4 separate regions of the Homo sapiens genome follow, and regions 1, 2 and 3 are each linked to region 4. A link is a contact called in ENCODE Hi-C or POLR2A ChIA-PET data. All regions are on one chromosome and are shown on one strand. Each heading gives the region's core, a stretch centred on a gene start or an enhancer-like site at or near the end of the contact. The rest is flanking DNA. Distances are from core to core; before and after follow the strand shown.

Region 1 (2,997 bases), core at 207-2,706, 1.3 Mb after region 4:
ACAAGTACAGTTGTGATCTGGGGCGCTCAGCGCCTCCAGTATAAAGGAGGGCTGGGTCTTAGGTGTCTCTGGGGGCCTTCTGCGACCACTCTCCCAACCCCTGTCTTTAGCATTGCTCCTGCCTCTTGACCTACTTACCTTTTCAAGGAGCCAATGGTGTCGTGGGGCCAGGCCCTGGCCACCTGCTCTGAATCATTGAGGAATTTCAGCCGTAGCACGAGGGGCTCCTGCGGGGAGTCCGGGGCTGGCGGTGTTGCTGTGAACCCCGTGCTGGGCTCTGGCTGTGCAGCTTGACCTCTGTGTCTCAGGCTGGGGGTCTCTGCCCCTGGGGCCTCCCCTCTCATGCTGTCGGTAGCTGCCATGGCTGCGCTGGGCTGGGATGGCGTTGGGGTCCCTGACGGCTGGGGCAGTGGGTCCCCGCCCTCAGCGGTGTGCGTTGAGACCCAGGCAAGGGCCAGCACCAGAAGGCAGGCAAGCACCGAGAAAAGGACGGTCACCTCATCACCCACCCCTTCAATCAGGGTCATGGCGCCTGCCTTGCCCGCCGCGCTACCGAGCTGGAGAGGCACAAAGAGCCCGTGAGGCCCGGGCCCCCTGGCCAGGAGCCCTGGAACCTCCACAGGGTCCTGCCCTCACCCCACCGCGACGCTCCCACCGTCCTCAGCCTCCGTCCCCTCACCCACCCCAGGGTACCGGCTTCTCTGCCTCCCAGTCGCCCCAAACTTGCCTCCGGGTGCCCCTTCCCATCGCCGAATCCCAAGTCCTAACTTTCTGTCATCTGAGCTCGAGGTCTTCAACCAGCTCCCAACTCACCCAAACCCTATCCCAAGGTAAGGGCCTAAGCAACGCCTCTCCTAAACTTCACCCCAACCAAACTTCACCCCCAAGCGTATCTATTCTCCTGCCCACTTCACCCCAGTGTGTCTACTCCTTCACCGACTTCACCCCAGGCTCATCTACTCCGCTGCTAAAGTTTCTAAGAGGTGGGGGTAGAGCCTCTGTGCCCCCACCCCCGCCCCCCGCGTTACGGTTCACCTAAACCCCACCCGCGGCACAGGACTGCTTCCCAGGCTTCCCCCACAGCAAACGTCAAACTCCGCCCCTGGGCAATCTGGAGCCACCGAGCGTCACCACCCACCCAGCTCGGCCCCCTCCAGGTCCCCTCAACCCCACTCCGCGGAGGACTAACTCCGCGCCTCCTCTGGAAGTCTCTCCAAGCCCCCCGGGCTGCCTGACCCCAGATCCCGCCCGGAATCCGAGACTTCACGTTCCCCACCCCCACCTCTCATCACCCCTCCCACCTTCCCGCCCCCCGAAGCCGCAGGAGGGCACGGCGATCCCGGCCCGACCGGGGCCCTGGGCGGCGGGGTGGGCGCGGTCACGGCGCGGGGACTCACCGCCCGGCTCCCCCAGCTCCATCGCGGCCCCTCGGGCACTTCCGGGCGGGAGGCGCGGAGGTCGCAGGCACCTGAAGCACCCCTCCTTCCCCGCCGCCGCGGCCCGGGGCATTGTGGAACTTGTAGTCCGGCGCCGCGCTGTCCCCGCCCTCCGCCCTGCGGACCCACGTGTGGGGCTCCACCCGCGGTTCTCTGCGCCTGCAGATCGCGAAGGGGCTGGCGGGGGCGGTTTTGGGGGTTGTGCTACCCCCTAGAGGTTTGGGCGGCAGCAGCGTCCGCCCCCTCCCCTGCCAACAGCCAGGGCATCTATCACACCAGACACCGACGTCAGCTGGAGCACGTCAGAGTACCCGTGTTCGTGATGCAGTGTGGAAGGCTCTGAGGAACTCAGGTGGCCCCTACTGTTATGTCAGAGTGGACGCCAGAAGGCACTTTGGCCACCAAAATTAATTCTTCAGCCCAGAGCCCAATATCCATGGGCTGCCCCACCAGGCTGGCTAGGGATACCCATCCTCAGGGCTGCCCCTTTCCTTGGTCCCCTCCTCCACCTTCGGGACTCCACAGCCCCTTCAGGGCTGTGGAAGAAGCATAGACCTTGGAACCTGGCAGAAATCCTGATCCCTTATCTTGTGCTTCTCAGCTATATGACCTTGGGTGGGTTATTGAATCTCTCTGAACATTAATTTCTTCCTCTCTAAAACACACCTCGTAAGTCAATCATAAGGAAGAAATTAGATGTTTTATTAAAAAGTGTAAAAACTAAGGTACATGTCACACAGTAGCTATTCGCTCACCTCCACCCAAACCTGGTCTCAGGAGTCGGGTCTTTGGTGTGTTACTGTGTGGATGGCATTGAATCCCAGGCCTGTGGATATCTGGATTTTTCCCTCTGGGCTCCTGTAGCCACAGAGATCTCACATCCTGGTTTTTACAGGCCAGTCTTGATTTAAAATAATCTATCCTAGTCTTCCCATGGTTCTTGCCTACTGTGGGAGCAAGTGGCCCAAATATTGCCTTAGGAATGTCAGTCTAGATTGATACCATACAGAACTAACCTACCTCTAGTTCCATCCCTCCTGTTCATTCATTTATTCTACTAACATATTTTTTAAAAGATGTACTATGGCCAGGCGCAGTGGCTCACGCCTGTAATCCTGGCACTTTGGGAGCCAAGGCAGGCGGATCACTGAGTTCGAGACCAGCCTGGCCAACATGGTAAAACCCTGTCTCTACAAAAAAAAATACAAAAATTAGCTGGGCGTGGTGGCGGGCGCCTGTAATCCCAGCTACTCGGGAGGCTGAGGCAGGAGAATCATTTGAATGCGGGAGGTGGAGGTTGCAGTGAGCTGAGATCGAGTCACTGCACTCCAGCCTGGGTGACAGAGTGAGACTCCGTCTCAAAAAAAATTACACACACACACACACACACACACACACACACACACACACACACTATATCCCAGGCATTGTGCAAGATACTGGGAATAAAATGGTGAATCAGACCCTCTTCCTGCCCTCATGTGGCTCCATATACTAGTAGAAGAGCTAGACGTGTGAACAGCCCAACAGTGCTATAACACGTGTGTGCTAGTTGCTGGGG
Region 2 (3,003 bases), core at 236-2,735, 1.3 Mb after region 4:
GCAAGAGTGTCAGAATCACCGGGGGAGTTCTTCCCCAAGTACACGTGACTGTGGGGAAAAGAAAGAGAGATCAGATTGTTCCTGTGTCTGTGTAGAAAGAAGTAGACATAGGAGACTCCATTTTGTTCTGTACTAAGAAAAATTCTTCTGCCTTGAGATGCTGTTGATCTGTAACCCTACCCCCAACCCTGTGCTCCCTGAAACATGTGCTGTGTCAACTCAGGGTTAAATGGATTAAGGGCTGTGCACGGTGTGCTTTGTTAAACAAATTCTTGAAGGCAGCATGCTTCTTAAGAGTCATCACCACTCCCTAATCTCAAACCACTCCCTAATCTCAAGTACCCAGACACAAAACACTGAGGAAGGCTGCAGGGACCTCTGCCTAGGAAAGCTAGGTATTGTCCAAGGTTTCTCCCCATGTGATGAAATATGGCCTCGTGGGAAGGGAAAGACCTGACCGTCCCCCAGCCCGACACCCATAAAGGGTCTGTACTGAGGAGGATTAGTAAAAGAGGAAGGAATGCCTCTTTGCAGTTGAGATAAAAGAAAGGCTTCTGTCTCCTGCTCGTCCCTGGGCAATGGAAATGTCTCGGTGTAAAGCCTATCTCTACTGAGATAGGGGAAAACCGCCTTAGGGCTGGAGGTGGGACAGGCTGGCAGCAATACTGCTTCTTAAGGCATTGTGATGTTTATGTGTATGCACATCAAAAGCACAGCATTTTTTTTTTTACCTTGTTTACGATGCAGAGACGTTTGTTCACGTGTTTACCTTCTGACCTTCTCTCCACTATTATCCTATTATCCTGCCATACCCGATAATGATCAATAAATACTAAGGGAACTCAGAGGCTGGTGCCGGCGTGGATCTTCCGTAAACTGAACTCCGGTCTCCTGGGCCCATTTTTCTTTCTCTATACTTTGTCTCTCTGTCTCTTTCTTTTCCAAGTCTCTCCTTCCACCTAATGAGAAACGCCCACAGGTGTGGAGGGGCAACCCACCCCTTCACGTGACAGATGTCCCAGCAGTTCTGACGCACCTAGGAGAGCGGGGTGGGTGGCAGGGCATATGTACGTGTTTTGAAAAAACTCCCAGTCGATTTTTGTTCATTCCTCCCCCAAAACCCGCGTTCTACACGCCCTTGAGACGACGGGACATCTAGAGATCCTGGAGCCTTGGGAAAATGGCCCGAGGTCGGCGGCTGACGCGTTACTATGGATACTCCATAGCTTGGAGGGCCAGTCGGGCCACACCCTTTGGACGTCACCCGGAGCCCACAGGAGCACCTGGCAAAAGCCAGGCCCACTTCCTGCTCGGCTCCGCCCAGAGCAGGGGGCGGGCGGATAGGCGATTCCCTCCAATCACAGTTCCAAAAGGAGGGGGCTGACAACATATCCTCCAATCACAGCTTGAAGTGAGATTGATGTGTCTTTTCACCAATCACCGCCAAGGCGCGAGGGGGTTGTCGGGATGGGGGCGGGAGCCAACATAGAGCCCTCAGTGGGATGAGGGTGAAACTGCTATTGCCGGCGGCTCCTGTTTTACCGCGTCAGCATGCTGGTGCATTTATTTCGGGTCGGGATTCGGGGTGGCCCATTCCCAGGCAGGCTGCTACCGCCCCTCCGCTTCCAGACATTCTCAGCTGTCAGGTAAAAACGGAAAAACCTACTCAGAGCGGGCCATTGACCGCCCGGCAGGGCAGTGCCGGCCCGCCGGGAGATGGAGTCCACGAGCTTGCGCGAGGCTTGCTGGGAGCTGTAGGCCAGGCCTACCGGGGTGGAATGTCACTCCGCGGGTGTTGGCCTCAATTATTTATAGTGACACTCCAGTCGCCAGCAGGAGGCTCCTGCGTCTGCAGCCGCGTGTCAGCCAGAAGGAGGGGACGCTCGGGGTCAGTGACCACGCCCAGTCCGCACTCCCGACCGGGGGTCCCCTTTCCTGGCCCTGGAGGTGATTGCGCGATTTGGACGAAAATTCTTATTAGTATGAAGAGACATTTAATGTAGTGGTGCTTCCAGGATTCAAAGTGAGTCGAAGAAGAACTAGAGATGTTCAGCAGGGATAAAGAGCCAATCTAATAGGCCGGGCGCGGTGGCTCGCTCCTGTAATCCCAGCACTTTGGAAGGCCAGGAGTTCGAGACCAGCCTGGCCAACATGGCAAAACCTCGTCTCTACTAAAAAATACAAAAATTTGCCGTGATTGGTGGCACGCGCCTGTAATTCCAACTACTTGGAAGGCTGGGGCAGGAGAATCGCTTCAACCCGGGAGGCGGAGGTTGCAGTGAGCTGAGATCATGGCCACTGCACTCCAGCCCGGGTGATAGAGTGAGACTCTGCCTCAGAAAAAAAAAAAAAAGAGTCAATCTAGTAACTTGTACATGTGTGTTTTTCGCAAAACACTCTACACAGGTTGGTCGAGAGAGAGAGACAGACAGACAGACAGATGGGAAACAAACAAGGACCCTGAAACTACAACTCGAATGTAAATGCTTTATGAGAAGGGACTGATTCCTTTTTTTTTCTTTTCTTTTCTTTTCTTTTCTTTTCTTTTTTTTTTTTTTTTGAGACAGAGTCTCGCTCTGTCACCCAGGCTGGAGTGCAGTGGCATGGTCTCGACTGACTGCAACCTCTGCCTCCTGGGTTCAAGCAATTCTCATGCTTCAGCCACCCAAGTAGCTGGGATTACAGATGTGCACCACACCCGGCTAATGTTTGTATTTTTAGTAGAGACGGGGTTTCATCATATTGGTGGGCAGACTGGTCTTCAACTCCTGACCTCGGGTGATCTGCCTGCCTCGGCCTCCCAAAGTGCTGGGATTACAGGCATGAGCCACCTCACCTGGCCATCCTTTCTAATCCTAGAGTGAATTACTTGGGGGCCAAACAGATAGAAGATTCCCAAGGGCAGGTGGATGTGGAGTTGTGTCATTTGGAAAGCCCATCTGACTGATGGAGGGCAAGAGCTGGATCGAGCTGGAGCTGGAAGTCTTGGTACTGGGAAGTAAT
Region 3 (2,914 bases), core at 1-2,500, 1.2 Mb after region 4:
GGGGCCCTGGGCACCCTCAGGTCAGGGCCTCACCAAGAGGGGTGCAACGGGTGGGCAAGCTGCCTGGGCAAACGTGGCCTGCAAAGGGAGCTCCACTGACGACCCCTGCACCCCAGGTTCTGTGTGTTCGGGCTCGGCTCCCGGGCATACCCCCACTTCTGCGCCTTTGCTCGTGCCGTGGACACACGGCTGGAGGAACTGGGCGGGGAGCGGCTGCTGCAGCTGGGCCAGGGCGACGAGCTGTGCGGCCAGGAGGAGGCCTTCCGAGGCTGGGCCCAGGCTGCCTTCCAGGTGAGCCCAGCCCAGCCCCTGCTCTGACTCCTGCCCCCTGGGATGCCTCCTCCTGCCTCACTCTGCCCTGATTCTGTTTGGTTCTTTGGTCCCTTCCTGTTCCTTCCAAAATCCACCCTCATCTCTCCATGGCATAGCCAGCTCTTCTGGGTCAGGGGCAGAGGATGACATGGCCCTGCCGACCACAGGGGTGCCTAGCCCAGGCAGAAGTGCAGCCGAAAGAGAGCAGGCAGGGCCCTGGCAGGAGGGAGCTTCAGCCAGGCACAGGCTGGGCCTCACAAGTGGGCGCACAAAGGGAGGGGGTGCAGGGCAGGGCAGGGGACCCCACCCAGGATGGGCAGGATGGAGGGAGAAGGAAGGGACAGAGAGAAGGTCAGACAGAGGCAAGGGCTGAAGCTGAGGCCAGCACAGAAGCCACAGGAAGCCAGAGGCCAGACAGCCTGGGGCGGTGCCTGCACCGCAGAACTGGTCCCGGGCCGGGCAAGCAAGCACAGGGAGAGGTGGATCCCTGGGGGCTGTGGCTTTTTAAGCCTGGGCTTCCTCAGGGGCAGTGCTGCCTGTCTGGGGATCATGTCTGCAGTTGACAAGGGCTCGGTCTCCCCAGTGCCACACTGTTCAGGGCAGTGCTGCTGTCCCGGGGCCCAGGCTGGAGCTCAGCAGATTTGCCTTGATTGGAGGAGGAGGGCATCCTAGGAGGAGAGGGAGTGGGGGCTACCTCAGGGACGGGGAGGTCAGGCTGCAGAAACACATAGGCCCTGATTGGGAAGAAGGGAACGGAAAATAAGACTTAAAGAATTTAAACAAAAAGAGCCATTGCAGCGGGATGAGACCACATCATCAGGTTTTGGGAATAGGACTTTAGAGGCGTAGGATCCATTACAGCATCACCGAACCAGAAGCAGGAAGGCTGAGCTAAGCAGAGCAGCAGCAGTGGAGATAGGAAGGAAGGGAGGGAGGGGCCGAGGAAGGAAGGAAGAGATATAAGACTTCACACGCACCACAAAAGAAAGATTAACGGGACTTGGTGATATGAGGCTCAGCCAATCACGGGTGAGCCCTGCATTTCAAGCCTGGGACTGGCCCAGCAGTTTTCCAGCTGTGTGCCTGACCAGGAGTAGACGGGATCCACACCCTCCCAGGGATCTGCCCCGTGGGGTCCCCTCTGCCGCCCGAATTGTGCGTCCCTTCCCAGGAGCACTTACTATCTGCACGCACTTTGTGGAAAGCTAAGGGCTTTACATAAAGTATCTCATTTAATCTTCACCAGAACACAATGAGGTGTAAAGATGGGGAAACTGAGGCATGTCACTGTAAGTACGGGATTCGGAATTTGAATGCAGGTCTGAACACACAGACGCCTTCACAGAGCTACCGTGTGCCAAGCACTATGCTTCTCGGATCACGGGATTAACACGCACCAGATAAGGAACGATGCACCAATCAGGACGTGCAGAGAAAGAGCCAGCCGGGTCCCTGGGCCCAGCGGCCAATCCATGAAATGGGCTGGCGGAAAAGGTGCTGTCCTTGGCGCCGGCCTCAGCCACTGGGGCTGCCAACCCCCCAGGAGCAAGACGCAGTGAAGCCGCCCAGGCGCCTCACTAGGGCGACCCCTGGTGGCGGGAGGTCCTCAGCCCTCACCGGCCTGTCCCGCAGGCCGCCTGTGAGACCTTCTGTGTGGGAGAGGATGCCAAGGCCGCCGCCCGAGACATCTTCAGCCCCAAACGGAGCTGGAAGCGCCAGAGGTACCGGCTGAGCGCCCAGGCCGAGGGCCTGCAGTTGCTGCCAGGTGGGCCCTGCCCTCACCCTAACCCGGCTGGTTCTCTGAGGCCCCCACACCCCGGGACTAAAGCACTCTGGGGCCAGGCCCTGCTCCCTAGCTCAGGCTGCCTCATTTGCCCCTCCCCGCCCCCAGGTCTGATCCACGTGCACAGGCGGAAGATGTTCCAGGCTACAATCCGCTCAGTGGAAAACCTGCAAAGCAGCAAGTCCACGTGAGGACGACGGCTTTACCGCCCCCCCACCCCTGTCCTGAACACCCTGACCCTGGACCCTCCTCCTCCCACATTCTCCCGCCCCCACCCCTCTCTGACTCCCCATAAGTGCCCCTCTCCCCACCCCCAGGAGGGCCACCATCCTGGTGCGCCTGGACACCGGAGGCCAGGAGGGGCTGCAGTACCAGCCGGGGGACCACATAGGTGTCTGCCCGCCCAACCGGCCCGGCCTTGTGGAGGCGCTGCTGAGCCGCGTGGAGGACCCGCCGGCGCCCACTGAGCCCGTGGCAGTAGAGCAGCTGGAGAAGGGCAGCCCTGGTGAGGGGCAGCCTGGGAAGCAACAGGGCACACCAGCCCCATGCCCAGCCCCACCCCCGGCCCCAGGCCTCCAGGAGCTCAGGACCCGACCCAGGGGGTGGCCACCTCCTCCACAGCTCAGCAGGCAGGCTCAGAGCTGGCTGTGCTGCCCACTGCCGGGCTGGCCTTGTTGCTGGACCATCCCCACACCCTCAAATGCACCCCCACCAAAAGGCTGTCCCCTCCCTCTGGGCTCCTCTCCGAGGCTCCCCTAGCAATCTAGCTTGCTCTGGAGCTGGCACTGGGGCTATTTGCTGCCACATCAATGCCTGGGC
Region 4 (2,992 bases), core at 384-2,883:
GGCGGCAGCGCTCCCCTCCCCCTCTCAGACTCCAGGCTGCCTTTCCCTACCCTCCCGGTTCTCCCCCGCTCCATCTCCCTCCCCGGCTGCACACCCTCTCCCTTCCTTTCCCCCTCCTCTTTTCCTTCCTCGCCAACCCCCGCCCTCCTCCTCTCAGCTCTTTTCCCCAACCCAGTTCTCCTCTCCCCTCCCTCCTCTCCTCCCCCACCCCGGTTTCCCTTCCTTCTCCTTTCCTCGCCTCACCTCGGTTCCCTTCCCCTCCCCCTTTCCAGCCCTCCCCCACGTCTCCCCACCGCCCTCCCCCTCCCCCCTCCCTTCTGCAGCTCTCCTTCCCCTCCGAGGCCCCCGCCTCCCTTCCCCCTCTGTCTCCCCAGCAGGCTCCAGCTTCGCTTCCCTCCCCGTCCCCAGTCCCCAGAACCGCTCTTCCCCTCCCCCCTCCCAGGCTGCTTCCCAGCTCCCGGGTCCTCCGGCCCCCAAGCCTGGGGGTCTAGGGCTGACCCGCTCTCTCGGGACCTTCCCGCGGGCCCTGCCCTCCCCACTCCGTCTCCCCTCCGAACACCCCTCCGCGCCTCTCTTCTCCGCCGCGGCGCCCCCTCCCTATTTCTGCTCCCCTCGGACTTCTCACCCCTCCCAAGTTTTCCTCCCGACGGGACCCTCAGCTCCACCTCCCTGCCCCGCCGCCCTCCCAAGCAGCTCCGATCGCCGACTTCATTCCAGGTCCCGGCCCCCTCCCCAGCTCCGGGGCTCACCTGTCAGCGCCCTCCTCTCCCGCCCCTACCGAGTGGCCCGGTCCCCAGCGCCCGCTTCTTCCTCCCCTTCCCCCTCGGCCCCCTCCCACACTCCCTCTCTCCTCCCCTCGGGGCCCGTCGTCCCCCTTCCCACCTGCCTCCCGCCCGACCCCCTCCCAGCCCCCGCCCTTCCCTCCAGCCCCCCCGGTCTCCTCTACCCCCACAGCCCTCACCCTGCCCGCGCCGGCCTTGCCCTCCCTTCCCCCCAGCCCCCGACCTCCCCGGACCCGCGCCCCTCCCCCACGCCCGCCGTCCGCGCCCCTACCCCCGGGGCTGTCACCTGCGCGGAGCCGGCCGTGACCCAACCGCGGCGCTGAGGGAGACGCGGGCGGGGCCGCCTGCAGAGGAGCCTCCCCGGCCCTTACCTGGCTGGCCGGCCGCTCCGCCCGCGCCGCGGGGACCCAGGCGCCCGGGCCTCCTGCCCCGCCGGCTCTGCTCACAATGGCGCTCGCCGCCTGCAGCTCGGGTGCTGACGGCCTGAAAGACTGACAGACTGACAGCCCCGAAACTTCGCGGGGAGGAGAGGGATAGACGCGCGGGGAGTCGAAGCCGGGAAACGGCGCCTGCAAGGGAGGAGGGACCGAGGGAGCGGGCGGAGAGCCCCGGCGCACCGGGCTGGGGGAGGCAGGGGCAGGGGGTTTCAGGAGTGGGGTCCCAGGAGGGAGCACCGTGGGCTTAGGTGGGCAGGTGATGGTCCTAAGGCTCCGAGCCTGGAGTAGGTGTGGAAGTGGGAGCTCAGGACGGGGGAGGGGAGGGGAGGGGAGGGGAGGGTGATGGGAGAGGGGGTGGAGGAGGGCGAGGAGGCTGGGGAGGACAGGCACTCGGGCTGCGGGGAAGGGTGCCAAGGGAGGGTGCTCGCGGCCGCGGAGGGAGGAGCCGGGGAAAGGTGGAGCGCGAACGGGTGGGGGGGTGGCGGGGAGGAGTTGGGGGAACGAGGAGGGGCCGTGTCGGGGGGGAGCCAGCGAGTCGTGCGCTGCCGTCTCTAAGTCGCCGGTGCCAGCCGGGTGTGCAGCGCCGCGCTCCCGCGGGAGGACGGCCCGGGGGGTCGGTCTGGGAAACTCCGGCCCCGCCCCCATTCTCCACCCGGATTCCACCCCGATCCACCCAGACCCGCAGCCCCTCGCCTGGAGTCCCGAGGACCCGATTCGAAACCAGCCGCGGGAGCCGTGGGGGCAGGCGGGAGAGAGGGCTGGGCCCCTGTGCTTGCGAGAACGGGTCCTTCGAAGTAGAAACTGGGGAGAGGACTTTAAGCCAGGTCCCCTGGGAGAAGGCCGGGCCAGGTCGGGAGCTCCAGGGGGCAAGGCTGGGACGGGGCTGGGCGGAGATTCTGAGGGCGGGGTCCGGGGGAGGGTCTGGGAGGGGGCTGCAGAGAGGGGAGGGCTCTATGGGCGGGAGACGATTGCTGGGGGGCCTGCTGGCCCGGACACCACCTGGAGTTAGATGTGGAGGGCAGCCCTCAGCCCTCAGCCCTCAGCCCCAGCTCCTCAGGGGACTCCACTCGCCCTCCCTGCCCAGGTTACGAGGTTTCTCCTTGGCCTTGTTCCCGCTGCGCCCACTCCTGAAAGCTCCGGAGATGCTGAAGTCTGGACTGTTAGTTCCCGGTCTCCTCTCCATGAACTTTCTCCAAACCCCTGGGTTCCAGCTTCCTCCCTTCTGCCCCTTTACGGGAAAGGGTGACTGCAACTCGGGTCTCTTCCCAATCCCAGTGCTGCCTGATCAGCCCCGGTTTGAATCCAGAGCTGAGTGAGGCTGGGAAGGGGAGGGTGTGAATGGCCCTTGAGCTCCTGCTACCACAGCCCACCACAAGGATGAGTGCCTGGAAGAGCGCCCATCACTCGGGCTCAGCTGTGAAGGCTCCTCTGCCTCCAGGATGAAGGGAGCACCTGGAGTAGCATGTGTCACTGTGCGTGCTGGGGTGTGGCCGAGCACCTGTGCCGGTGTTGTGAGACTTACAGTGAGAGTGTGCATGTGTGTAAAACAGGAAAGGGGGGTGTCTGGGTGTGCGTGTGGCTCTTTCTGAGGACTCCAGAGCAGGAGTTGATCCCAGTCATCCGTGACCCCCTGAGAGACTCACTCTGGGCCCTTTTTTGGCCCTGGGACCAATGGTGAACCCAGGAGAAGGAGAGCCCGGCCCAGCTCTGGTTAACAGCAGCCCCCTTCCTCCCCTAGGTGGAATGACTCTACAGGATACTCGGAGGGATATC

The links. A loop is a pair of places that touch in the nucleus more often than their neighbours do. ChIA-PET counts read pairs that join two places held with the same protein, here RNA polymerase II (POLR2A). Pooled maps may share reads with other maps.
Region 1: a map of B cell shows a loop between it and region 4 (12-fold over the local background). The contact joins the promoter of TMUB1 here to the promoter of ZNF467 in region 4. A Hi-C loop is called at or near these places in 2 of 168 maps with a recorded cell type or tissue (B cell and CD8-positive, alpha-beta T cell) and 11 of 50 pooled maps.
Region 2: a map of B cell shows a loop between it and region 4 (12-fold over the local background). The contact joins the promoter of ABCB8 here to the promoter of ZNF467 in region 4. A Hi-C loop is called at or near these places in 1 of 168 maps with a recorded cell type or tissue (B cell), 2 of 37 single-sample maps with no recorded cell type and 9 of 50 pooled maps. POLR2A ChIA-PET finds 5 or more read pairs at or near these places in 2 of 52 experiments (A673 and PC-9).
Region 3: a loop to region 4 is called in a pooled map, with 3 times the contacts of the local background. The contact joins the enhancer-like site here to the promoter of ZNF467 in region 4. A Hi-C loop is called at or near these places in 4 of 50 pooled maps. POLR2A ChIA-PET finds 5 or more read pairs at or near these places in 2 of 52 experiments (WTC11 and naive thymus-derived CD4-positive, alpha-beta T cell).

What each region holds. Positions count from the first base shown.
Region 1 is chr7:151,082,037-151,085,033 of GRCh38, forward strand. It overlaps TMUB1 (transmembrane and ubiquitin like domain containing 1), which reads right to left and starts at 1,457. Exons shown (of 3, transcript NM_001136044.2): 1 at 1,398-1,457; 2 at 139-557. The coding sequence starts at 527. RefSeq lists an enhancer at 1-80 and a silencer at 1,221-1,610.
Region 2 is chr7:151,026,965-151,029,967 of GRCh38, forward strand. It overlaps ABCB8 (ATP binding cassette subfamily B member 8), which reads left to right and starts at 1,486. Exons shown (of 16, transcript NM_007188.5): 1 at 1,486-1,646. The coding sequence starts at 1,552. It overlaps LOC124901777 (a long non-coding RNA gene), which reads right to left and starts at 1,294. Exons shown (of 3, transcript XR_007060593.1): 1 at 999-1,294; 2 at 1-48. RefSeq lists enhancers at 1-254, 255-859, 1,465-2,069, 1,509-1,818, 2,070-2,673.
Region 3 is chr7:151,006,986-151,009,899 of GRCh38, forward strand. NOS3 (nitric oxide synthase 3) reads left to right here. Exons shown (of 27, transcript NM_000603.5): 16 at 1-20; 17 at 117-291; 18 at 1,945-2,077; 19 at 2,204-2,282; 20 at 2,413-2,600. Among named protein-coding and RNA genes, the nearest start is that of ATG9B, 16 kb to the right of the region's middle. RefSeq lists enhancers at 1-251, 252-832, 1,760-1,809. Within about 2 kb of position 1,251, at least 12 of the 41 ENCODE cell types and tissues checked have a DNase peak (open chromatin) inside an H3K27ac peak, as active enhancers do.
Region 4 is chr7:149,771,955-149,774,946 of GRCh38, forward strand. ZNF467 (zinc finger protein 467) reads right to left here and starts at 1,634. Exons shown (of 5, transcript NM_207336.3): 1 at 1,154-1,634. RefSeq lists silencers at 1-140, 1,077-1,256.